6 separate regions of the Mus musculus genome follow, and all the other regions are linked to region 1. A link is a loop called in an ENCODE intact Hi-C map of the cell type or tissue named here. Cell type or tissue: heart. All regions are shown on one strand.

Region 1 (4,000 bases):
GACCCGAGTTCCAGAAGGTTCTATGTCCTTTTATAGCTTCTGCAACAGGCATGCACATGATGCACATACAGACATGAAAGCAAGGTACTCACACATACAGTAAAATGAACCCTTAAAAACAAATCAGGCAGCTAGGCAGTGGTGGCACACGCCTTTAATCCCAGCACTTGGAAGGCAGAGGCAGGCAGGCAGATTTCTGAGTTCGAGGCCAGCCTAGTCTACAGAGTGAGTTCCAGGACAGCCAGGTCTATACAGAGAAACCCTGTCTCAAAAACCAAAAAAACAAAAAAACAAAAACAAAAAAACAGGCCGTGCTGCACACAGACAGGCGCACGCGCGCACGCACACACACACACTGTAGAGATTGTCTCTGGAAAACATGGTCACCCCAGAAAGAATGGAAATTTTGATGGGTCTTCCTACTGATAGCCTTTCTACCTCCAGCCAAGTATTTTCTCTCCTTACTCGAATTATCTTATCGAAGAGCGATCATTGAAAAGCAGACTCCACCACCAAAGACACTTTTTTTTGTTGTTTTTTGGGTTTTTGTTTGTTTGTTTGTTTGTTTTCCCAGACAGTATAGCTTTGGCTGCCCTGGAACTCACTCTGTATAATAGGCTGGCCCTGAACTCACAGAGACCCGCCCACGTGTGCCATCATCGTCTGGCCCCAAACATACTTTAATTTCTTTAGTTTCTTAGAGGCAACACCCTGAAAATATCAGCCCTACCTTGATCACAGAGCTTCACCCAGCAAACCACGCCCAGGAAACGGTCCTTCCAATGGGAGGCTCTACCCAGGTGCTCATTAGACATGCAGACACTCTGGGTTCAGACCTACTGAACCAGAACCTGCAGGTTAGCTAAATTCACAACCCAACGTGATTAATACGCACATTAAACTCTGAGACAAACTCCTGGATTTTGTTCCACAGTAAAAAACAGTCCTTTACAACGTGATCACACATGCATGTACATAAAACTGAAACTAAGCTCTAGTGAAGAAGTGCTTACCTTTATTTTATTAGGGGAAGCAACGTGTTCGGGACTCTGAAGCTACATTTCAGAGCTCTCTCCTGGGTCTCAATGGAATTATGAAGCCCCTGGGAGTAATGCCTAGAAGGTGTGGGGGTGCCTGGAGGTGTATCAAGGAAAGTGGTTTACACCACTTTCGAGCTTGTTTTGCGAAAAGTGCGCTTAGTCACTTCTGAGTTTGAACTTGGAGCCCAGACTTGGCGGGGTGGGGGTTGCGTGGGAGCGCTGGGAGTGGGCAGCTAAAAGTTTGTAGAGTCCAGGCAAGGTCCAATCCAGCGGCCTTGATTGGCGGCCGGAGGAAGGCGAGGGCTGGAAGCTGGAGGAGAGGGCCGGAGCTGGAAGGCTCTCCGGCGGCGAGAGGTCCTGCCCAGCTGTTGGCGAGGAGTTTCCTGTTTCCCTCTCGGCGCCCGGGTAAAGTTGATGAGTGAGTCACTCGCGCGCACCGACCGACGACACCCCCCGCGCGCGCACACGCTCGCCTGGGGGACGGAGCCCCAGCCTCCTGCTCAGCTCTCCTCGGCCGCCGGGGGCCTCCTCCGGGCCTCCGAGCTCCGGGGATCGCCGGCCACATCTGGCCCGCATCCTGAGAGGGCGAGGAGTAAAGGCGCAGCCCGGGGTCCCCGAGGCTCGGTTCGTGGCGCACCAGGGGCCGGTCTATGACGAGCGACGGGGGCTGCCATGGGTCGGGGGCTGCTCCGGGGCCTGTGGCCGCTGCATATCGTCCTGTGGACGCGCATCGCCAGCACGATCCCGCCGCACGTTCCCAAGTCGGGTGAGTGAGTGGCCAGGGCGCGACCCTGGGGGTTCACTGGGGCTCCCCGCTCCTCCTCCAGCCCCCAGGGCAGCGATTGACAGTCGGCCGCGGGACCCGGTGCGAGAGCGGAAACGGGAAGTTTGTAGCGGCCCGAGTCGGTTCAGGCCCGCGGGGATCCGGGCAAGATCTCTCGCAAAAGAGCAGGACAGTCCACTTGCAGGGGACTTGGGGACGCTCCTGACCCCCTTTGTGCGCGCACGAAAGGCCAGGTCGGCCGCGAGGGGCCTGGAGCCCCGGAAAGGGAAGTTTAAGAAGTTGGAACTTGGAGGAGCATCGGCAGGGGACTGGACGCCCAGCTGCTGCACACCTGGGCCGCTTACTGCCCTAGACACCGCGACTGAGCCAGACTCTCAGTCCTCAGCTTTGCCATCTCGGGAGGGATTCTGGGCCGTGACTCACTGGATACAAGTTAGAGAAGAGAACTGATCTCTATCCTCGCTGATTCCTGGCCTGCCGGGATGAGGACCCAGTGAGGGTGGTCAGGTTGATGGCTGAGAAAAATCTAGTGCATGCCTACTAAGTGATGGACTATAGGGATGCTGCCTGGAATGAAAGATCTCAGCAGCTACTATTCAATGGAAACACCTAACCCAGGTTGTCCTCCAGGTCCCATCGCAGGGGTTAGTTAAGGGAGAAAAGCAGGCTCTAGGGCTCCTTCCTAAGGGTTTGCTTGGAAAGTTTAAAATCTGGCATTTTAACTCTAAAGTTAGAGTTAGGGCCACGATCTGGGCAAGTCACATGACTCTGGGCCTCAGTTTTCCCTACTGTACAATGCAGTGGTTCAGTTTGTGAAAGTTTACACTCTTTTCATCACTGGCTTTCCATGACCTTCCCTAGTAACTAAGAGGATGGCCAGGGTCGATTTGGGGTGAAATGCAGAGATTGCGGTGGCCGTGTGTGTGTGTGTGTGTGTGTGTGTGTGTGTGTGTGTGTGTGTGTTGGGGAGCGCGGAAGTAGGGTGCAAGAGAGCTCGTTGCAGACATCGGTAGTTGAGGTGATTTAAGAGTTTTGGATCGTGTTGCAAACAGCAGTGGACCATTTCAGAAGGGAAGAGCCACACAAAGGGAAACAGCAAAAATCCTAACAGGTTTTAGTCCTGTTGCTTCATAAAGTCCGCGTTCGTGTCGTTGGTTTCCATTGAAGTGCAGTTCCAGAAAGGTCAACTGTCTCTCATGTTAACCCAGGCCCTTAAAGCTGGCTTGGGAGATTTAGCTCAGTGGCTAAGAGTGTTTGCTGTGCAAGCTTGAGGACGTGAGTTCAAATCCCGAGGGCCCATATGCAAAGTTGGGTGTGGTTCTTTGCCAGCCCAGCACTAGTGAGAGAAGACTGGAAACCCTTTGGAAATTGCTCGATGCCAGGTTAGCTCTAGGTTCGGAGAGAGACTCAAAGAGAGTGATAGAGACTCATGGAGAGTGACAGAGGACCCCTGGTCTCCTCCTCTGCCCCTTCCTGTGCTCACAAACCCTACCCCAAGCACATATAGACACACACAAGAAAAAAAAATTAAAAGAAAAAAAAAACCCTGCTGGGTTTTGCTGAAGACCATCAGAAAGAATATCCTTCCCTTTGTGTACATAAAACGTTTGCTTTAGCTCGAGAAGAACCGAAGTCCAGAGGCCCCAGTTTGAGTTTTGTTTACAAGATTAAGATTTGTGATTTTCGAATTCCAGGCTTTGTAGCTTGTGAGTCATATTTATGCACAGTTTTAAACAATTAGCTGACTGACTTGGTGGATCTTTTTAATTTGGGCTTTAAATAGTTTTATAAGACGGAGAGGGCTTTTTTTTTTTTTTTTTAACATTTTATGGAATTGCCATTCCAGGATGTTTGGACAGTTCGTTTTGAGTTGTACCTATGTGGTCAAAGTTTTTAAAGATGGTTTTAAGTGGGAAGACAGCTCCTAGGGAAAGGGCGCGTGGAAGGACACTTGGAATTCCACTGGCCTTCTCAGTTTCCACAGAGGGGAAAGGTGTAGAGATTTGTCCTGACAGAGTGGTAAATTGTGAGGCAGTTTCTCAAGATACCTTAATGCAATAGACAAAGGGAAGGAACAAGATTCTTTACAAAGTCCCAGTCAGTCCAAGACAAACACATGTCTTATGCGTACCAGCCTGACAGATGAGCAAGCGATTTCAGCGTAAGAGAAATTTAC
Region 2 (4,000 bases), 210 kb before region 1:
AGCATATACACAAGCAAATTCATACATTAATAATTAAAAAGTAAGATCTATCTGGGGGTGATGGTGCATACCTTTTTAATGACAGCATTTAAGAGGCACAAAGATGGGTAGATCTTTGTGAATAAGGTCAGACTCATCGACATCTGACTTCCAGGCCAGCCCAGGCTACCTAGTGAGAGCCTATCTCAATAAGTAAATTTTCAAACAAATGAAAAACACATAAACAAGAATTTTTTTATGAGGACAGTAATGGATTATTGTTTTCAGCCATTAAATAACCATATTTGGAAGAATTATCACATTTCTTCATTTTAGGGTTAATTTAATTAATTGAATAGGACAGGAAGTTTAGCCACAGTCTGTGTAGATCGCTCCAGGTAAAAGCACATGCCACACAAGGCTGATGACCTGAGTGTGCTCTCTGGATCCAAGGAAAGGTAGAAGGAGAAGTGACTCTGTGAAGTTGTCCTCTGAACCTTCGCACGCACTGTGGCGCACACACACACACTGTGACACACATGTATACACACACACACCACAAGTAATGATAATAACATTTTAAAGATCTGTTTTACTCTTAGTCATGTGCATACATGTGTGTTGTGTGGGGATATGTTCATGTGTATATAGGCATCTTTAGAGGCCAAAGAGGAAATCAGCTCTCCTGCAGCTGGAGATACAGGCAGTTGTGAGTTCCCTAATAGCTGTGGGTGCTGGGAGCAGAACTCTAGTCTACTGGAAGCACCCTTAACCACTGAGACATTTTGCCAGCTCAGAAAATGTTTTTCTTAAGTGTGTAAAAGATGTATAGATATAGATATAATGATATGTCTTATCTGATTTTATTTATGCCAATATATGTAAATACAAACAGATTTGGGATTATTTTCAAAATGTTCATAGAAATTACGGTTATGGTTGATTATTTTTTCTTTTTATAATTTTTAAGAGGGCTAGAGAGATGGTTCCGTGGTTAAGAGCACAAGCTGCGCTTACAGAGGACTGGGGTTCAATTCCCAGCACCCACATGGCAGCTCACAACTGTCTGTAGCTCCAGTTCCAGGGGCTCTGACACCTGCATACCAATGCATATAAAATAAAGTTAAAAAAATACCTTTTAGAATTTTTTTTAGGAAAACCAATAGTAAAGCAGACTCTCGGTTTCTTTTGTATTTTAAAAAAAACACCGAAGAATTAACAGCTTGTCAGTTTTTTAAAAACCTCAAGTTGCCTGCTTGATTATTGTTTCTGAAGTAATTCTTGAATGGAGGAGAATAATGCATTTTTTTTTCAGCTAAAGGAAGAAAGGGAGGAACATGAAGTCAGACCTTGGCAACAAGCTCACAGTCACGTTGTGCATGGTGTGGCTGCTAGCATGTGAATGAAGACCTTAACACCAGAATGCAAATGTGGCCTGAAAAGCAAACACAAGCCATATATCAAGGTTGTAAAATCACAGACCCTGAAGAAAACAGTCCCAAATGCGTATGTTTTAAATGTTGAAGTTCTTATATGACCAGGACCTCTGTATTAGTCAGGGTTCTCTAGAGTCACGGGACTTATGGGTAGTCTCTATATAGTAAAGGAATTTGCTGATGGCTTACAGTCTGAAGTCCAACTCCCAACAATGGTCAGCAGCAGCTGTGAATGGAAGTCCAAGGGTCTAGCAGTTGCTCAGTCCCACACGGCAAGCAGGGGAAGGAGAGAGAGTTCAAAGATCAACCCAGATGCCAACTTAGGAGGAAAACAAACAAACAAACAAACATGAGTTCCCTTCTCCCTTGAGTCTTCATGTTCCACTAACTGGTGTTGCAAGGATGTTCCACATAGACTGAGGATGGGTAAAATTTAGCCTCCAATGTAGTCAACAATGAAACTTAAAAAAAAAATCCAGTTATGTTTTTTGATATTTTGTTGTTGTTGTTGTTGTGTATGTGTGACTGTAAGAAAATGTGTGTGCAGGTGTCTGAGGAGACCAGAAGAGGGCATTGGTTCCCCTGGGGATGGAGTTACAGGCCATCAAAGATTGAGTGCTGCTGTCCCATCCCTGCAAGGGCTTCCAGTGCCCTTGACTGCTCACCCATCCTTTCAGGCCTATAAGTACCTACTTTATTTACTCCTCTGCATTAAGGCTTGCATTGGAACTGTTTTTCTTGCATGGCTATCCTCCCATCCTGACCTTCAGCTCTTATTCTCTGATGTGAGGCAGACCTGTTTGTCAACCAGTAGCTGGAAGAGAGGCAGTGGCAGGTCGCCTGTCTGACTATTTTAATTTTAATTTTTATGTGTATATGCTTGAGTCTGTGTGTGAGCATGTGCACATGAGTATAGTTCCTGTGTAAGTTAGAAAAGGGTATCAGATCCCCTAAAACTGGGTTATAGATGGTTGCGAGCTACCACATGAGTGCAGAGAGGCCCTCTGGAAGAACAGCAAGTGCTCTTAACTGCTGAACCATCTCTCTAGCCTGTTTCACTCTTTAAAACTAGTATTGTATCTGTTTTATGAAAAAGATGCTTCTTCTAAATAATGTACACATCATAATCTCATCAACATAAGAGAAGAGTAGCAAGAAGCCTGAAAGCCTACTATGATGGATATGTCAGGCTTCATCCAAGCAGTGCCTACCTGCTAAATTCTAGAGAGACGACCAGTTCTCTGATGAAGCACTAGATAACTCAGAAGATAACCCAACCCTGTGCACCTACTAATTATCACCACCAGTGGAAGTAATGATAATAATTTAGGTTTTTAAAATTAAGCACATTATCTCTGATAAGGACTTTGTCTTACATTAACTGGGACCCTGAATTAATCATGAGCTATATATATATAGTCTATACTAAGTGAGTCTGCTTCCTTAGCAAAAGCACAGAGCCCATGTATAGGTTCTGGACAATGTCTAGGTTTGCAGGCATGAGGGTGCATGCATGATTGTTATCCCTGTTCTCAGATGATGAACGACTGTATCTGTGTATTTGAGGCCATTCTGGTCAACACAGAAAGACCATGTCTTATGTGAGAAAAGTGGAGAGGGAGATAAAGATGGAGAATGAGAGGGAGAAAAAAAAAGAGAGGGGGGAAAGAGGGATGAGTGGGAGAGGGAGAGAGGGAGAGACGGAGGGAGAGGGAGAGGGAGAAGATAAAAGAGTAAATAAAAGGGGAGGAAGGAGCCTTGTGGCCTAGCCTGCATCACATTTCTATCAGTAAACTTGGGGTGGTGGCCTGTTTTATGAAAATCTATTTTCTTCTTTTTCCCTCCTCCTTGGTTACCATTTAATATAGAAAAAAATGTCCACTTGGGTTTTGTGTCAGTTCTGTTTGTTTTTTGACGGTATAGGAGAAACATTCTCACACTGGACTTTGACAGAGAGCTTGGGTGTGATCCGTCTCTTCTAGAAGCTGAGCTCATACCCTCTCATCCTTCTGTGCTGAGGTTTATTCAGGAAGAGATCCCAGGAGCTTCTGTGTCTCTCCTACTGCCTGGTCGTAGTCAGCCTGTCCTTTACTAATGCTTGTTGCTTGGTACATTGTCCTTAGGTATCAATAATCTGTAATCATTGTTCATGATAGATAAAGGGACTTAAGGAAGATATCAGCTGGATGTTTAAACAAATGTTCACTGTTGGAGGAATTGCATGTGGGTGAGTGTTGGGAACTTTTTGGCCAGCACTCCATATAAGGACCCTTGTCACACAACCAGGAGAGATGGGCTGCAGTATCTGGCCTGCCGGGTCACTGTCCTGCAAGAAAGGACTAGCCAGCTCTTAGGGGTGAAACTTAGAATCTAGAAAACTCTAAAGATCTCTGTCTTCAGAGCTTAAAGACAGAGTAACTGGTTGCTTTCAGTACTTGTTTATTGCATAAATTGTTCACAAACGGTAATGGTCCTGATATGAAAATATAAAAATAAGAACATATATTGGAATAAAATCAACATCATCCAAAATTACACCATACAAAAGTAGCTTTCCTAAGGTATGCCTCTAAAGGTAGGTGTGT
Region 3 (4,000 bases), 70 kb after region 1:
ATCAGGTTCCTTTTCTCTGCCAGTTAAAGAATTCAAAGGGAGAAAAATAATCGTGAGGGTGAAAGGTGGCGGTAGAGAAATCTCACATACACAGACAGGAACAGGCAGAATCTGCCACTGAAGTCACGGGTTGACTGGTGGTGAGGAGACACACCACCCAGCAGACAGACAGACAGACAAAAAGATGCTCTGCAGAGCTGAGAGGGACTTGAAAAGCAACAATCCAGACTCTTCTTAAGGGCTGGGGGCTTTCTCTGCTCTGAAGGGCTTTCTTCCCCTAATTTAAGGAAGAAATTGAAGAAAGATAGGACAGCTCATTGGCACAACTCTTACGTACTGTGTCCTGATCCAGCCTTGAACTTGATGGGCCACTCCATCTGGAGACCTACTGGTAGGAGAAAAAGCCTAAAGGTCTTTGTCTTAAGACGCCCGGCTTTGTATCAGGCCAAGAGGGTGCAAAAGAAGCCAGCCATCTTGAAAGTTCACCACCTTAACTACATACCCACTACCTCTCTCTGTCTGCCTTTTAGGGAATCTGTCTGATTCTTAAGTCTCTCCAGAGGATCTGAGCTCAGTTCCCAGCACCCACAGGGTAGCTCAAAACCCTGTAACTCCAGTGCCAGGGGATCTGATGCCCTCTTCTGGCCTCTACAGGCACACTACCCACCACATAAAATAAAATTAAATTAATCTTAAAAAAAAAAAATCTAAGGTATCACAGATGTAGCCCTTCAGGTTGTCTATAACAATTTTGAATGATAGGTTGCATATAATAATATATAGGCAGATTAGTGGCTCTGGGCTGGGGTACTTGTTTGAGCATGCCTAGTACAGAGTCTTTGAAAAGCTTTCAGGGAGAGAAAATAATAGTATGTGTTGTGTCTACCTGTGTAATTCGCATCATTTCAAACAGCACTATGTTGTTTTGTTTTAAGTGCATCTGCACAGGGCTGGGGATGTAGCTTGGTCAGCAGCGTGCTTGTCTAGTGTTCATGAGGACCTCAATTTAATTCCTAGCATCCATAAAAATGGGGTGTGGTAGCATATGCTTATAGTCTCAGTGCTCTGGAAACGGAGGCAGGAGGATCAGTGGTTCAGGGTAATCATCAGCTACAGAGTATGAATCCATCTTGGGCTACACAAAACCCTGTCCAAAAAAACCCCCCAAAAAACCAAAAACCCAAAAACAAAAACAAAAAACCAACAATAAAAAACAACAACAACAAAACAAACCAAAAAGGAACAGAGGAAGGAAGAATGGGCTAAAAGGAAAGAAAATATCATACCTCTAGGGGAGGAGCATTTGCCAGTAAATGACCGCTGGTGGAGAAGGATGAAGAGTTATGTTACTTAAGTGGTATAACCACTGATCTTCACCTATGATCCAGTACTTATCCGAGCAACCCTGATCAAAAGCAGTGGGTCGTTTAAAAAGGTATGCAAGCAGATAGAGGACTAGTTAGCAAAAGGGGGGTCAGAAAAGGTGAGCAGGAAACGAGAGAGGGTAATGAGGGTGAATATGGTCAAAACACATCTCATACACACAGGAAGTTATCTAAGAACAGAGCACGGAACCTCTGGAAACAGACAATCGTTGGCATGGGAGAAGCCTAATCTTTAGTCCCTTCAGAATCAAACGATGGACTTCCTTCTGTGTTTCTTTTGGTCTTAGGTGGGAACGGCAAGATACATGGCCCCGGAAGTTCTAGAATCCAGGATGAATCTGGAAAACGTGGAGTCGTTCAAGCAGACGGATGTCTACTCCATGGCTCTGGTACTCTGGGAAATGACGTCCCGCTGCAATGCTGTGGGAGGTGCGTACTTGGTCACGGCACTGTCAGTGGTGGGATGACGTCATTCTGCGGCCCTCGCTTCCAGATGATGCAATGCTGTCTGTCTCAAGCATGGTTCCAGGGCTCAGCACAGACGCCTGCACTCCACACAGCGAGACAGTTGAGATAGTGTAGCGCATAGCTGTTCTAGGATTATTGGGGATTATTCTGAAGAGCCAAGGTTTCTAAGTGAAAAGCCGTACATCTCCTTTCACACCGCTATATAGAATTACTTTTCTTCCCACCGATATTTTAGTATCTTTTGAGAGGCACTCACTAGAAGCAGAGACGAGAATTACTTCTATTTACCTGAAGGGCAATAGTCAGATGAGCATCTTCCCTTTGTTTCTTCTCGTTTGGATTTAAAGAAGTCGGGGAGGGGGGAGCCTAAATATTTATTCTTGTAGAGATGAATTCTTTTTCACAAAACTAAGCAGGATGGGTTGATATGTCTGTCTGGGGTTTAAAACTCCTCCGAGGAACTGGAACTTAAGGGAGAGAGAGGATGGCTAGCCTCTAAGGCTTCACTCCTGCCTTTCCTCTGTGAACCACAGGAGGGCGCTGTCCAGCTTACTGCCGCCGCCCCCCCCCCCGCCGCCGTGCCCCCCCCCCTCCACCCGCCGGCATTCAGCTCTCTCCTCTCCTCTTTCCTTAATCATTCTCCCCAAGCAGAATGCCACTGCTCTCCCAGGTCCCCTTTCTTTCTCTGCATTCTGCACACCAAGTCCTTTCCACTGTTTGAGACCACCTTAGGGTTCCCATCACTGTGCTGGGATACTGATCAAAAAGCAACTTGAGGAGAAAAGGTTTATTTTGTCTCCCACTTCCGGGTGAGGAATAGCTTATTGTCTGGGAAAGCCAGGGCAGGCTCTCAGGCACTCAAACAAGGAGGAAGGACCCTGAAGAAGAAGCTGATGAGATTATGGTGGAGGAATACTTTTTACTGGCTTGCTCGTCTTTGTTTGCTTACTGATAGCACCCTGCTCAGGAGTGACACTGCCCCAAGTGAGCTGGGCCCTCCCACATCAATCAATCAAAAAGATGCTCCACCAGTCAGTGTGCCAAGGGAATTTTCTCAATTGAGGCTCCCTTTTCCAAAATGACTCCAACTTGTTGTGTCAAGTTGACATAAAACATTTTAGCCAACACCTCGGCTGCTGTTGCCTTGAGTTTGAGAATATAGAAAAGAGCGAACATCCCTTGGGTATTCTACTCCACTTTGTCTTGGGGGTATTGTTCCCAGATGGCCCGGAAGTCAGATTGATAATTCGCTACATTGTATCCACTACCCATTCTCCACCCGGGCTTCCCTCAGGGTCTCACTCGGACAGAGAGCACACCCAAGCCTGATCCACCGGAAGTAATGCTTGATTTCATTCTCTCTGACTTCTGTTTTATACTAGTGGACTTAGAAGGTAGCAAGAAGATCATAGAAAGCTAAGGAGATGGCTTCATCAATCAAGTCTTACCACACAAGCACGAAGGCACGAGTTGAACTCCTCAGCACCCATGTACCATTTGGGGTTTGTAGAGAGGTGTCTATAATCCTAGTGCAGTTGGCTCCAGGTTAGGTGAGAGACCCTGTCACAGTACAGAAAGTGGAGAACAACAGAAGAGTGTTGACACAGTGCCAACCACACACACACACACACACACACACACACACACACACACACACATGTACCCCCTCATAAACATGCACACACATATACATACACACAAAATTAAATTTAAAACAAGATTAATACAGAGAGTGTAATTCCAGCCCTCATGGTGCTAACGAGAGGGGATTTCGTCAAGTTCCAGGTCAGTCGAGGTAAGTTACATAGTAACTTACGGTCCAACCTGGGCTAAAGAGGAAGATTCTGTCCTAAACATACAAACCCATAAACTACAAAAATGCAGAGACTTGAGCCTACCAGTCTGTCATCAATCCAGTTGAAAACTTAGCCTACATCTGAATGAGAAGAAACACTGCAACACTCCCAAGTCACGTGCGTTTCTGGAAGAGGACTTGGGTTAGGATCCCCGCGGATCTGACTCGCATGCTGCTTCTGTGCGCTTCCTTTGCTTTAGCCACTGTAGTCTTCCTGACCCTAATCCTTGTGAAGTTGGAGCAGGCACCTCAGAGCCTGAATTCCACGTTGGTTTTTGCTGGTGTGTTCTCA
Region 4 (4,000 bases), 86 kb after region 1:
TGGGCTTGAGGGTCCAGCTCCATTCAAACAGAAGGGTACCTATGGGCTAGCACGGTTACAGTTTGAAAGAAGAAAATCTCCAGAGGCCATGAAAGAGTCAAGGGAAAGAGAGAGCCCAGCTTAAAGTGAGGAACGGAAGTCCTTCAGACCCTGTAATGGATATATCTGTTACATTCTATACAATGTATGCCACCATGAGTAGACCCTAGGCACTGGAGAGATGGCACTATTGCAAATTAGGGTGAGGACCTGAGCTCGAATCCCCAGTACCCATGTAAAAAGCTGGTGGCCATGATGTAATCCTGTAAGACAAGCACAGAAGGAAGAGGAGGCAGAAGGATCCCAAATCAGTGAGCTCCAGGCTCAATGAGAAACCCTGTCTCAAAGAGTAAGGTGTCTTTGAGGAAGACAGCTGACAGTGACCTTTGACCCACACCTACCTACACATGAACACATAGAAAGAGTGAGCCTTATTCTGAACTGTGGACCTTGTTAATGATGTATTGATACTAACTCCATGGAGACCACCCACTGACGGTGCCCTTGGGACCCCCCTCCTTTCCTCTGCAGGGCATCCAGATCGTGTGTGAGACTTTGACCGAGTGCTGGGACCATGACCCCGAAGCCCGTCTCACAGCACAGTGTGTGGCAGAGCGCTTCAGTGAGCTGGAGCATCCGGAGAGACTCTCTGGGAGGAGCTGCTCCCAGGAGAAGATTCCAGAAGATGGCTCGCTGAACACTACCAAATAGCTTTTTCTGGGCAGGCTGGGCCAAGCCTCCAGAAGCCGTCCTCTAGCCAAAGACCAGAGGCAGCAGGATTCTCTCCTGACTGATGCTTCTGGAAAACCAAGGACTTGCTCCCTTCTTCCCCAGGAGCTGCCCCGTGTTTAGAAGCGGCAGCAGCAGCAGCAACAACCATAGCGGCGGTGGCAGCGGCGGGGGATGAGTGACAGAGAGCGTCCTATGCCTTGGAGACTGTCATGGCATAAGCTGTGCTAGCACCTCCTCAGGAAATGAGATTGATTTTTACAACAGCCAATAACGTTTGCACTTTATTAATGCCTGTGTGTAAATACGAATAGCTATGTTTTATATATATCTATATATCTATATGTCTATATCTCTCTATATATAGCCATACTCTGCAAGGAGACAAAGAAAATGATCAAATGTGTTCCCCGGGGAATTAGTTTTTATTGGAGAGCTCTAGAATGGAGCAGAAGGGACTCGGGATAGCGTTAGCACTTGACAATCAGTCACACAAGCAACGATCCCCTGACAGCAGGGTTGGGGGCACAATTGTATGAGAAGGATCCATGCCTTGCAGCCTGCTTTGGCCACAAAACACTTTGTTTTGCAATAATGACCCTCTACAGTAGGGTGCTTTATGGACCAGGGAGCTGAGCTCCAGTCCAGCACTGAGTCCCAGGATCTCCCATGTGTCTTTGCTTCTCTTGGTTGTTATCTTTGACATTCAAGCCCCACTCTGACTTGTGAACCTTCTGACTTAGCCTTGAAACTTGGCCCCATTTTTCTGCTTTTACGGGCTACCAAAAATCAAAGAAGACCGTTCCCCACCCATGAAATTGGCCTACCATCTACTAATAAGATTGAGTTCTTTGATCCTTTCCTGTGCATAAGTAACTGTTATTTGTTCCCTGCCATTATCCTTTGTTGATTTTTTTAAAACAAGGCACACCCTACACTCAGCCCCTCAGCCTCACTGTGTTTAATTTTTGTCGCTCTGCTGCTGGGTCTTCCAGCTTGCCATGGCAACACCAGTGGGTTCCATTATCCCAGCCTCCCAAATAGCGGACAGGATTTGAATGGCGCACGCTGCCCATACTGTACAGCTGTGTCCGGGGACTCTTTGAACCCTCCTTTTCCTCGATCAACACACTGTCGAAAAAGTTAGTTGAGCTTCTTTAGAACTATTTGGGAGGTTGCAGAGAAGCTTAGATTCCCCAATAAGCAGAGGAGGTGGTTCCTAGCTCCGCCCCCAGGGGGCATCATTTCCAGCAAGAAGGGCATGGCTGCAGCTGCCTCACTGCTCACTCCTAAGCCTCCAGACTTCCCATTACTCACACCCACCCCAGTCTGGAAATGAAAGCTGCTTCCAGTCAGGATCCATTGTAAGAAAAGTGCGTTCGTGAGCATGGAGAGATAGCAAGTAAAAATGGTTGCACCACAAGCAAGACGACCTGAGTTCAACCCCTCCAGAACCCACGACAAAAGTCATGTTCAGTGGGGCACTCTTATCATCTCAGCCCTGGGAAGACGAACACCCCTGGAAGCCCAGGGCTAGGAAGATTGTCTCCAAAGCAGGGTGAGCAGCACCCTGAGGAACATCTGACATTGACTGACTTCTGGTCTCCATCACAGGTGCACCCACGAACACCCACACACACGTGCACACACTAGAAATGTGCATTCATTTCACCCTGTTCTGGGAACAGATTGGATTGCACAAAACTTATCTGATGTTATGATTTGAAATTGACATAAATTGGACATCAGGAGACCACCTGTGTGTGACCTCATTAGGTCAGGGCTCTTTGTATGCATAATAAGTTTCATCTGCCTCTGCAAGGGAACCTCTCTGCTCTAAGAATCTTTCTTTATGGCTACTGGTCTCTGCATGGTCCTAACCTTGGCAGAAATTACAAGTGCATATTTGAACAGGGGTCACACAGGACTCCTGTGTAGAGACAGGGACTCTGTGTCCACTTGGATGAGAGCAGGGAATGAGCTTTAAAAGGAAACTTGTTAATCCCCCAACAAATGTGGATGTTGCAAACCAAAGTCTGTCTTGTTAAGAAATTGTGTTTTTGAAGCGACTTATTTTCAACCAAATAGGAGCATGATTGGAGAACCACCAAGGGGGCCTTTTGTTCTGTTTGGTCAACATGGTCAAATTGGGGGTAGGACAAAAATCTATGTGTTCTGTGGCTTCGAACACCATGGAAACCCCCAAGCCCACTTGCTTCTTTTGGATTGCCAGTGCTAACCCAGTAGCTGTTGTTCACCGCCCTCTAGCGGGGAATTTACAGAATGCTGGTCCACTAGTGGGATTTCTAGGGTTCAAAAGTGACTTCACTTCCGGGTCATCATCAGAAACTGGAATATGGTGTCATGTTACTGTGGCTTGTTTTGTTTATGTCATTTCTTTTCTTTATTCAAGAAAAAGACCAAGGAATAGCATCGCTGTCATTCCTCAAAGTGTTGACTCTTGTTCACTACTCTACATAAAGGGAAAGTTTTATTCTTTTATTGAACACTTCGGCCATATTCATGTATTCAAATAGGAATGTGAATGAATGCACAATATTCTTTTTATATCAAAACCTAAAGCACTTATTTTCAATCTATGCAGTGTTTGTCTTTTATATAAATAAAAATGTCTAGTAGATCAAATAAATCCAAAGTCCGCAGACCACCTTGCCTCTTGTTGCTGTCCCCAGTAGCTAAACCCACTTCACACACCAGACTATTCTTCAGCATGGCCAAAAATGTCCTTTTGTGCTCTTCCACATGGATTGTCCATGAGTAGTACTGTGAGCGCATTTCCCTGAGCAGATGTGCCATGTCTGATCACCTCAGATTGTGTCACCAGGGACAGAACAAAGTAAAGATCCCGTCAAAGTCCCACTTGTCAAGCAAACAAGTTGTCATGCTTACTAACAGAGTCTGATACAGGGCAAGTTCCAGGAGTGTGAATCACCCACAGAGTTTCACCCCCACATGAACGCTGACTTCCCCAGAGCTGCACAGACTAAGCGCCCTTCTGTTAGCCTCCCTGTCCCCACACACGCTAGCTCATCCTGAGACCATAGAATCACTTGCAGCTTGGCCAGAAAGACAGACATCCGGGAGGAAGGTATAGAAAAGTGTGGGTGGGATCTAAGGGAAGGGTCTGATGACCTCTGCTTCTGGGAGAGAATATGGCAACAGCCCCGTCTTGGAGGTCTCTTGTGGGTAGTCACAGTGCTCTGATGGAGAC
Region 5 (4,000 bases), 160 kb before region 1:
TTTCTTGTGGCCAATTCTGACTCATAGCTAGATTCCCAAATTATATTGTATCTGCATTAAGCCCATATCCTTGACCCAAGTGTCATTCATGGTGATCAAGCCTTTAAGGCAGCTGTTAACAGCTGCCATTGATTAGCAGTAAGTGAGGGTTGGTGGCCTCTTCGGCTATGTCATGGCTACTCTAGCCCGTATATGTGAACATAGTGAAAGTTCACTTTCTTCTTTGGAAGTGAGTCATTTTTTTCTTTTTAAAGAGTTCAGCACAGGGTAGGGCTGGAGATGTAGCTCAGTTGGTGGAGAGCTTGTCTAGTGTTTGAGAAACCCCGGGTTTACTCTTGAGTACTGTATAAATCTGGCATGACAGTGCACTTTGAAAGTGGAGGCAAGGCGATCAGAAGGTCAGGGTCAGCCTTGGCTACAGAGCAAATTTAAGGTCAGCCTGGGCAACCAAAAACAAAACAAAACGAAAAGGTATCACAGGAAAAGTCAACACAAATGAATGGTTGCATCAGCTCCTTTACTCTGTCATATTTCATATCTATCAAGCTTCATTTGACTGACCAACTTAGGGAGTAATACAGGAAGTCAGTCCTGGCTCACCAGCACAGGAGAATCCGATGGCTACCTTGACACAAATCCCTTACTTAGTTTTGAACCTGTCTAAGGATGAAATTAAAACCGGGATACTTTGTTAGGTATATGCAACTATGATTGTTTTCAAGATGTCCCCTCAGAGTTGTAATTCTGTTAGTCTAGGAGTATGCTGGCTTCTCTCTGCTTCCCTCCCTGTCTCTCCCACACTTCTAAGCTCATAAATATAAATCAAGAGCTTGCAAACATACCCACAGTCTGTTGAACAATTCAGTGCCTCAAGACAACTGGATGGCGTTAGAAACTTGGCTGTCCCTCACCATTTGCCATGTTAAGCTCACAATTTATGCCTGCAGGTGGCTCCTTGCAAATGCAGTTAGGTGTTATACCCTTTGGGAAGGCTTGAGCGCGCCCAATTACCTGGTCTAAGGCTGTATTAATCCTGGTAATTTTCTGCCCGTGGGAAGAGAAGAAGGCAAGTTAAGCCAGAGGAAGTGAAATATGTCACCAGATGCACAGGCCACGGTGGCCAACGCTGTTCAGTAAGAGAGGGATTGAAGCCTGGATCCATTAAGTTCAGGTGGAGTTGGATCTTTCTGGGATCATTAACAAAGATTTGTTTCAATAAAGAGAGAACCTATTTCCTGTGTGAATGCTCTGGGGCTATTATAAAATATGGTGCTTTGTTTCTTCCAAAGTATGGCATCATAGTTTCGTGGAAGAGACACACGTTTGGAATGAGACCAACCCACATTTCCATCACCCTGTGAGATTTAATCCAGTGATGAATACTGCTGTCAGGGTTTGAATGTGAATGACCAAATACAAATTTCACAATTTTTCTTAATATTCATGGGGTCCAGGAACCACAATGACTAGAATGCTGTCTCATAAAAAAATAATATTTAAGATGTTCACCCTTGTAGACAATAAAACTTCAGAAAGGTAGGTAATACTATTTCAAAAGAACATCTCCAGAATCTCCTACTGGCTACAGAGTCGTGCACAGTAGAAAAAAGTGTTCATTACAGCTGTGGCCCACTGAGGCTGTATGGCTCTTTTATTTTTTTATTTTTTTCAGTTGGAAAATAAAAGCTGTCTCTGGAAGGCCATAGCTGAGAGACAAGGAAAAGAATGAATCTTTCACCTACTTCATTCTGGCACAGGACAGCTCCTCACACAGGAAACTACTTCCTTGTGTAGGAACTGCAAACAGGGGTATGGGGGCAGGGGGATAGCTGTGGCCAAGCAGCATTCGCTGGATTCCCCCAAAGATAAAGCCACAAACACTTAGGACTGAGCACTGACCAGTCGGGGGCACTGTCATTTGCATTGTGGAACTTGCATGTTGGGAAACTGTATATGTGTGGCTCCCTCTAATGGAAAGAGAGATGCTTCAAAATGGAGACCTCCAGAGCAGCCTTGCGCGATTCTACTGCTACTCTGTTCTCCTGATCTACCCTGCACCCCGCAGCACACCCTACAAAAATAGTTCCCTTCCCTTTTGATCTAAAGGGCAAAACCCCATCTCCCAACTCCCTGTTTCTCCACTACTGGCTCCTGAAACAAAACTAGGCTACTGGTCTCAAGCGATTGCTGATATAAGGTGGAAGAAAAGAGCAGCAGGCTTTAAAGGAAACAGTGAGAGGAAGAATTACATTTTTTAGGCACAGCAACAAGTTGAAAGAAATGGTTCTGAGTATGGTGATGCCCAGGTGTGTACCAGTTGACACATGTGCACTCAGAGTAGCCAGAAATCATTTCTGATTGGTCTACACTAACATAGTCTATCCAGCACCCAGAGAAGAACAAAGAAGTCTCTGTTATTCCCACAGAATGACAGAATAAGATGGCTGAATAGGACTCTCTGTCATCTCATATGCTGAGCTCAGCCTCCAGATCCAAATATCTAAAGCCTTTTCCCATCACCTACTAACTATGAGTTGCCCATGTGTCCTGATCCCTTGAACCTTCAAATGGACATAATGATGTTATTTTTCTACAGATGGCTCCTGAAAGTTAAATGGGAAAATCTGAGCAAGCACATGACAGACCCAGTGCTCACTCTTCATCACCTTTACATATGGGATCCTGGCCATCTCTGCTGTCCTTCACTCTGTTCCACGACTTGGTAAAATAGAGAGACCCTGTTGAGTAGTCCAACATGTTATAAACAAGGACAAGATGGTAAAGACATCACTGTTGACAGGAAAGCAAAGCCCTTGGGGTGGCCAACATGAGTGAAGCGCCTTTGAAGTGGTGTCTACACTCCTATCACTTTTCATGGGTCCACAGCCCAACCCACTCACTCACCTGGAGAGTTTTCTCCAATTCTACAACCTGGAGAAGGCATTCTCTGTATCTCTCAGGTGCTCAGATACATTATGGCTGTCCCTACTTTGAATACTTCATCTTGTTGTTATTGTTGTTAATTCCAGATTTCTCTTACCAGCTAATTCCAGAAATTTTCTAATGACTCATTTCTAATTCCAAATTAGACACAAGTACTTTTGCATGATAAATAGTTTTGTAAATGCTTACTTAACATTGAGATCAGCCAATATTTTCAGATAGTATCATTACTTTTGGTCAAAATTAATTTTGTTTTATTTTTAATTGTACACACACACATGCCAGAAAAAGACATTGGATTCCCTGGAGTTGGAGTTACAGAAGATAGGTGACAGCCCCACATGACCAGGGACCAAATGGATCTGACCATCTCTCTAGCCCCAACAAAATATCATTATGGACACTAAGACACTACACACAAAACCTGCTCAGGTACAGACATACAACCTTACAGTTAAAAACCTCACTACATAGTGGAAGTTTTGAAAGAAAACATAACAATGCTATATATAATCAGTGAAGGGTCTTAATAACCGTACCCTCCCTGTGACTCTCTAGAAAAGAACCCGGAAGACAGGGAGAGGTATGTGCAACCACAGATGACTGTATTACTGAGGGGAAGTCCCCTTCCTGTCATGAATAAAAGGAACCCACCTGACAAAGGCTCTGTGTTGGTGACAAATTTTCGTGGAAGTGCAAGTATGTGCTTTCAAAACTTCGTTCTCAGGAAGTTGTCGTAGGCTCCATCTTGCCTCTGGGACCCTTTACACACATACACACTCCATGGAGTAAAGATTATTCTGGGGTTCAGGCTGTAGTAAAGTACACAGTAAAGTTTATTACCCAACTCTACAAATTTCCAGACGGCCTTTTAAGAATATACAGCAAGACTTTCTGAAGTCGCTGGCATAAAAGGACCAAGAAAGCAATCTAGGGCTAGAGAGATGGCATGGCTCGGGGCTAGGGGTTTCTTTTCTCTTGCCAAGGACTAGAGTTCAGTTCCTATCACCAACATCAGGAGACTCACAGCTGCCTCTAACTCCAGCTTCAGGAAAAC
Region 6 (4,000 bases), 58 kb before region 1:
CTAAGCTGCATTGCTAAGGAGGGGAGAGGAAACCTCTTGCCCACTGCATTCCTTGGGCGGGCGGAGACATTCCTCCCAGGGGGGTAAACACATTTCTAGAAGAGCAGAGTTCACATACCAGAGTAGTGTAGAAAAGTTCATTATATGCGTGCTATCTGCATGTGCGCGTAGAGTTGTGGGACAGAGCATATGAGTTTTTGTGTGTTCTTTGCATAATTCTTCAATGCACTCATTAATTGTAGGACCTGACAGATGGTTCTTGCTTTATTTCTTTTAAAATTTGGGCGTATTCTAACATGTTGTATTTGTGAAATCTCTAGTATAGCTTTAAGAATCCCAAAATTTAGTATCCACTGAACTAGTGGACAGATGGTGTGTGTGTGTGTGTGTGTGTGTGTGTGCATATGTGTGCATGAGTGTGTGTGTGCATGTACATAGTCATGCATATTTCTGGAGTCCAGAGGACAGCCTTGAGTATTGTTCATCAGGACCATCTCCATTATTGTTTTTATACAGAGTCTCCATAAGTAGGTCAGAAGCTAGGCTAATTCGGAGCCACATTCACTTTTCCATCTCTTCAGGAATGCCATTACAAGCACATGACACCTCTACACAGGTTGTGGTGATTAAACCTCCAATCCTCATATTTCTCCAGCAAACACTTTACCATCTGAGCCATCACCAGAGTCCTAACTCTCATGCTATGAGATGGGGAGACCGAGAAACAGAGAGTAAGAAGTGAATCTCAGGGCTCCCCCAGCTTGGAGGAAGAATGAACTCAGAAGCAGCTGTCCCATGTGACTCCTCCCAAGCCCGTCTAGCAGGCAGTACCTCCAGGTGGAGACACTTTGGGTATAACATCATGGTTTCTGCCCAGAGAAACACACCATACCATACTCAGCCACAGAGCCCAGCAAGCTCAGAGTGAACACCTTATGCTCTGCAAGCAGAGATGTGCCATCCCTCCCACCGCAACTCCCTTACTTCAAATAACTTCACATGAGCTGCTGAGAAGCAAACAAAAGCCACCGAGTCCCACTTTCTGGAGCATGCATTTTTTATGGCTGGCCATGATGGCTTATATATCCATAGTCTTTACTCACTACACCGAGAGAGCACCTTGCCTATTGGACAATGATCAATGAGCTCTTCATTCCTTTGTGCAATAGTGTCAGCACTCAAACTTACAATCAAACTGGAAAGTGTGATGGTGGCCAAGTGGGATGCCTGATTCTCTGTTATGCAACATACTTCAAATAGAATCTATGTGGCCCTGATAGCCTAAAGCAGAGAGTGGTTCAACCTTTCTAATGCTTCAACCCTTTAATACAGTCCCTCTGGTTGTGGTGACCCCCAACCATAAAATTATTTTTGTTGCTAATTCATAACTGTAATTTTACCTCTGTTCTGAATGTAAGTATCCGTGTTTCCAGATGGTCGTAGGTGACCTTTCTAAAATGGTCATTCAACTCCTTAAAGGGGTTGTGACCCACAAGTTAAGAACCATTGGTCTGAAGGACACATTTTACCACCTGTGCATGCAGTAGAGACTGGAGCTTTGGATTCTCTGTGTTTCTTAGAAACCATATGTGATGGTTGGCTAGTCTTAACTTCAACTTGATAGAACCTGGAACCAATAGGAAGTAAGTCTCTAGACATGCTTGTGGCGCTTCAGCTTGATTATGCTAATTGGCACAGGACTATCCATCTTTATGGCAGGCAGGACCATTTTCTAGGGAAGGAGGTCCTGGACTGTATAAATGGACACAGTGAGCTGAGCAGTGGCCACGTGTGTTCCTTTGTCTCGGCTTCCTGAGTGTGGATACGATCTGATTGGCTATTTCCAGTCCCCGCCCCCTTCACTTTCCCACAGTGACAGACTCTCGCCCGGAACTAAAACCAACCCTTTCTCCCTTGAGCTGCTTTTCTCAGATCGCTTCACCACAGCAACTGGAAAAGAAACTACCAGTGTCTGTGAGTTCAAAGCCAAGACTTCTCCAAAGCCCAGGCATATGGAGGGGCCGGTGGGATTAGCACTGCCTCGTGCTTACATTGTTATTGTTGTTGTTGTTTGGGTTTTTCTTTTTTCTTCATGCTAGATTCAGAAGACAATGTTTTCTTAAAGCTAGAGCGGAAAGATCCACCCAATCGCAGGCCGTTTGGTGCCTGGTCTCATCGCCATGGCCGTGATCCTGTTATCCACCAAGTAGATATTGAAATAATCCAAGTTATTCACTCCACAAAACCAACAGCCCTGGAAAGTTGGCAGGCATGCTTGTTTAAACAAGGCTCCCAAGCTTTCTACTGGCAGGTGTTTCCAGAGTTCTTGGAGCACAATTCTTTGGATAGGATATTTGCCAATATACATAGCAACGGGGGTGGGGTGGGGGGAGCATTTTCCTTTAACACAGTGCAGACACCAAAATGCCTTAAATGCAAAGCTGGATATTTGGTGTACTTACTTATTTTGGCTCTGGGTCACAAAATCAACAATTATAACAATAATAAAACCCTCTGAATCTTAGGACCCAGAGCCCCGATGTGAGACGGTGTGGGACAGATTTGCTTATCTATCTGCACCCCAACATGGCTTCCCCAGACTTCTCCACAGGGTGACTCGTGTTTGGTTCTGCCAGCTTTGACAATTCCACGGTCTCCTGAATGTCCCATTCTCTGACTAATTCTGCTTGAAATTGGGGCTGGAGTTGGTAGGGAAGTTCATAGGATGGACGCAGAGCAGGTAAGGCTCCATTCTCCCCTCTTGAGCCTCAGACATTGATTTCAGTTATTCGTTATTCCTAAATCCTGCTTTCCGAAATTGAAACCTGGGATGGCTTTCGAAGCCCATGGCCAGCTTTATAATTTGCTCCTTGGCAGCCAGACCAATTCATATTTTCTGCCATCAGATCAGTTCCCCCAGCCTTCAATTAAACTTGACATCAGTTCTGGAACCCCACGAAAGAGGAGTAATCCTGTGTCTCCTCCTAAACTAAATGAAAATAAATAGAAGCTTAAGACCGAGAAAGCAGGGGTGTGAGAAGAGGAAACACTAAGCCACCTAAGCATTGGTAGGGAAAGGCTTCGACTCTCCAAAGCAGTGAAAATATTTCTCGCTTAGGCAGGGCTTGTGGTCATTAATGCTGCCCAGTGAAAATAAGGGTTTTCAGCTCTGCCTACAAAATCTTAGAATGTTAGTCGGAACTGAACAGCATTTAAAAATCATCTCTTCTGAAAGGTGTGAGCTATTTCTCTATGTGTGTGTCTTGGTGTTTGTGTCTCTGTCTGTCTTTTTGTCTGTCTGACTCTCTCTCCCTTACCCGCCCCTGTCTGTCTGTCTGTCTGTCTGTCTCTGTCTCTCTTGTCTCTGTCTCTGTCTCTCTTGTCTCTGTCTTTCTCTGTCTCTGTCTCTCTCTGTCCCGCCCCCACCCCGTCTTTGGGAGTCGGATTCCTCCTTTCATCTTCCTATGGCTTAGGATTGTACATCGAGTGTTTTGTCTTGTTTATCTGAAGCTTGGGGACAATTTCATTAGAGTTTAAGATGGGAGGGGGTGGGAGAACTGTGCAGGCAAGCTCTAAATATTGGCAGCTGCCTGGAGAAGAGAGAAAGCCACACTCCTTGCAACACAGGGTAACAAGCAGCTACAAGACAAAAGAAGAAAGGGGTTTTCAGAAAGAGTGAAAAGAGCCTCAAGTGCCAGGAAACCATCCTTAGCCTTTGCCCAGAATTGAGAAGAGGGATAAAAAATCATGTATTTGTTTTCTTTCGAAAGATACCATGATAGTCAAAGTAGGGGTGGTTTTTAGACAAATAAAAGAGGGAGGAAATGTGGTTAAGGTAGAATTTGATTGGAGAGATCTAAGTTCAAATAGCAGTATTACCACCTCCACAGAAGGTATCCGAAAGCAGAGCCTTTCGGTTCAATCGAGGTTGGATTGTGTCGCCTTTTCCTGTAGCCCTGAAACCAACTGGTTAGAATCTCCGGGTTTTGTTTCCTTGATG

The links. Peaks named below come from ENCODE experiments on the same cell type or tissue, not always from the same donor. Only the 100,000 strongest peaks of a DNase experiment are listed, where the experiment ranks them.
Region 2: it touches region 1 in a loop (2.5-fold over the local background); 6 of 42 quality-filtered maps call a loop at or near these places.
Region 3: it touches region 1 in a loop (2.1-fold over the local background); 3 of 42 quality-filtered maps call a loop at or near these places.
Region 4: it touches region 1 in a loop (2.4-fold over the local background); 9 of 42 quality-filtered maps call a loop at or near these places.
Region 5: a loop joins it to region 1, with 1.8 times the contacts of the local background. A loop is called at or near these places in 5 of 42 quality-filtered maps.
Region 6: a loop joins it to region 1, with 1.9 times the contacts of the local background. A loop is called at or near these places in 5 of 42 quality-filtered maps.

Annotation. Positions count from the first base shown.
Region 1 is chr9:116,172,750-116,176,749 of GRCm38, reverse strand. Tgfbr2 (transforming growth factor, beta receptor II) reads left to right here and starts at 1,387. Exons shown (of 8, transcript NM_009371.3): 1 at 1,387-1,806. The coding sequence starts at 1,713. Gm40582 (a long non-coding RNA gene) reads right to left here and starts at 1,106. Exons shown (of 3, transcript XR_871320.3): 1 at 1,014-1,106; 2 at 731-839; 3 at 1-39. In heart, a CTCF peak has its summit at 1,560; DNase peaks (open chromatin) are centred at 759, 1,469 and 3,099; H3K4me3 peaks cover 2,549 bases; H3K27ac peaks cover 2,377 bases.
Region 2 is chr9:116,378,145-116,382,144 of GRCm38, reverse strand. No RefSeq gene overlaps it. Among named protein-coding and RNA genes, the nearest start is that of Gm31559, 13 kb to the left of the region's middle. In heart, a CTCF peak has its summit at 1,970 (motif pointing right); no DNase peak of the experiment used is centred here.
Region 3 is chr9:116,102,848-116,106,847 of GRCm38, reverse strand. It overlaps Tgfbr2 (transforming growth factor, beta receptor II), which reads left to right. Exons shown (of 8, transcript NM_009371.3): 6 at 1,673-1,814. Among named protein-coding and RNA genes, the nearest start is that of Gm31292, 41 kb to the left of the region's middle. In heart, a CTCF peak has its summit at 2,345 (motif pointing right); no DNase peak of the experiment used is centred here.
Region 4 is chr9:116,087,128-116,091,127 of GRCm38, reverse strand. It overlaps Tgfbr2 (transforming growth factor, beta receptor II), which reads left to right. Exons shown (of 8, transcript NM_009371.3): 8 at 571-3,433. The coding sequence ends at 750. Among named protein-coding and RNA genes, the nearest start is that of Gm31014, 35 kb to the right of the region's middle. In heart, CTCF peaks have their summits at 1,994 (motif pointing right) and 3,045 (motif pointing left); a DNase peak (open chromatin) is centred at 3,037.
Region 5 is chr9:116,328,936-116,332,935 of GRCm38, reverse strand. It overlaps D730003K21Rik (a long non-coding RNA gene), which reads right to left. Exons shown (of 4, transcript XR_871324.2): 2 at 3,598-3,755. Among named protein-coding and RNA genes, the nearest start is that of D730003K21Rik, 3.6 kb to the right of the region's middle. In heart, a CTCF peak has its summit at 1,936 (motif pointing right); no DNase peak of the experiment used is centred here.
Region 6 is chr9:116,230,432-116,234,431 of GRCm38, reverse strand. No RefSeq gene overlaps it. Among named protein-coding and RNA genes, the nearest start is that of Gm4668, 43 kb to the right of the region's middle. In heart, no CTCF peak of the experiment used is centred here; DNase peaks (open chromatin) are centred at 1,831 and 2,281.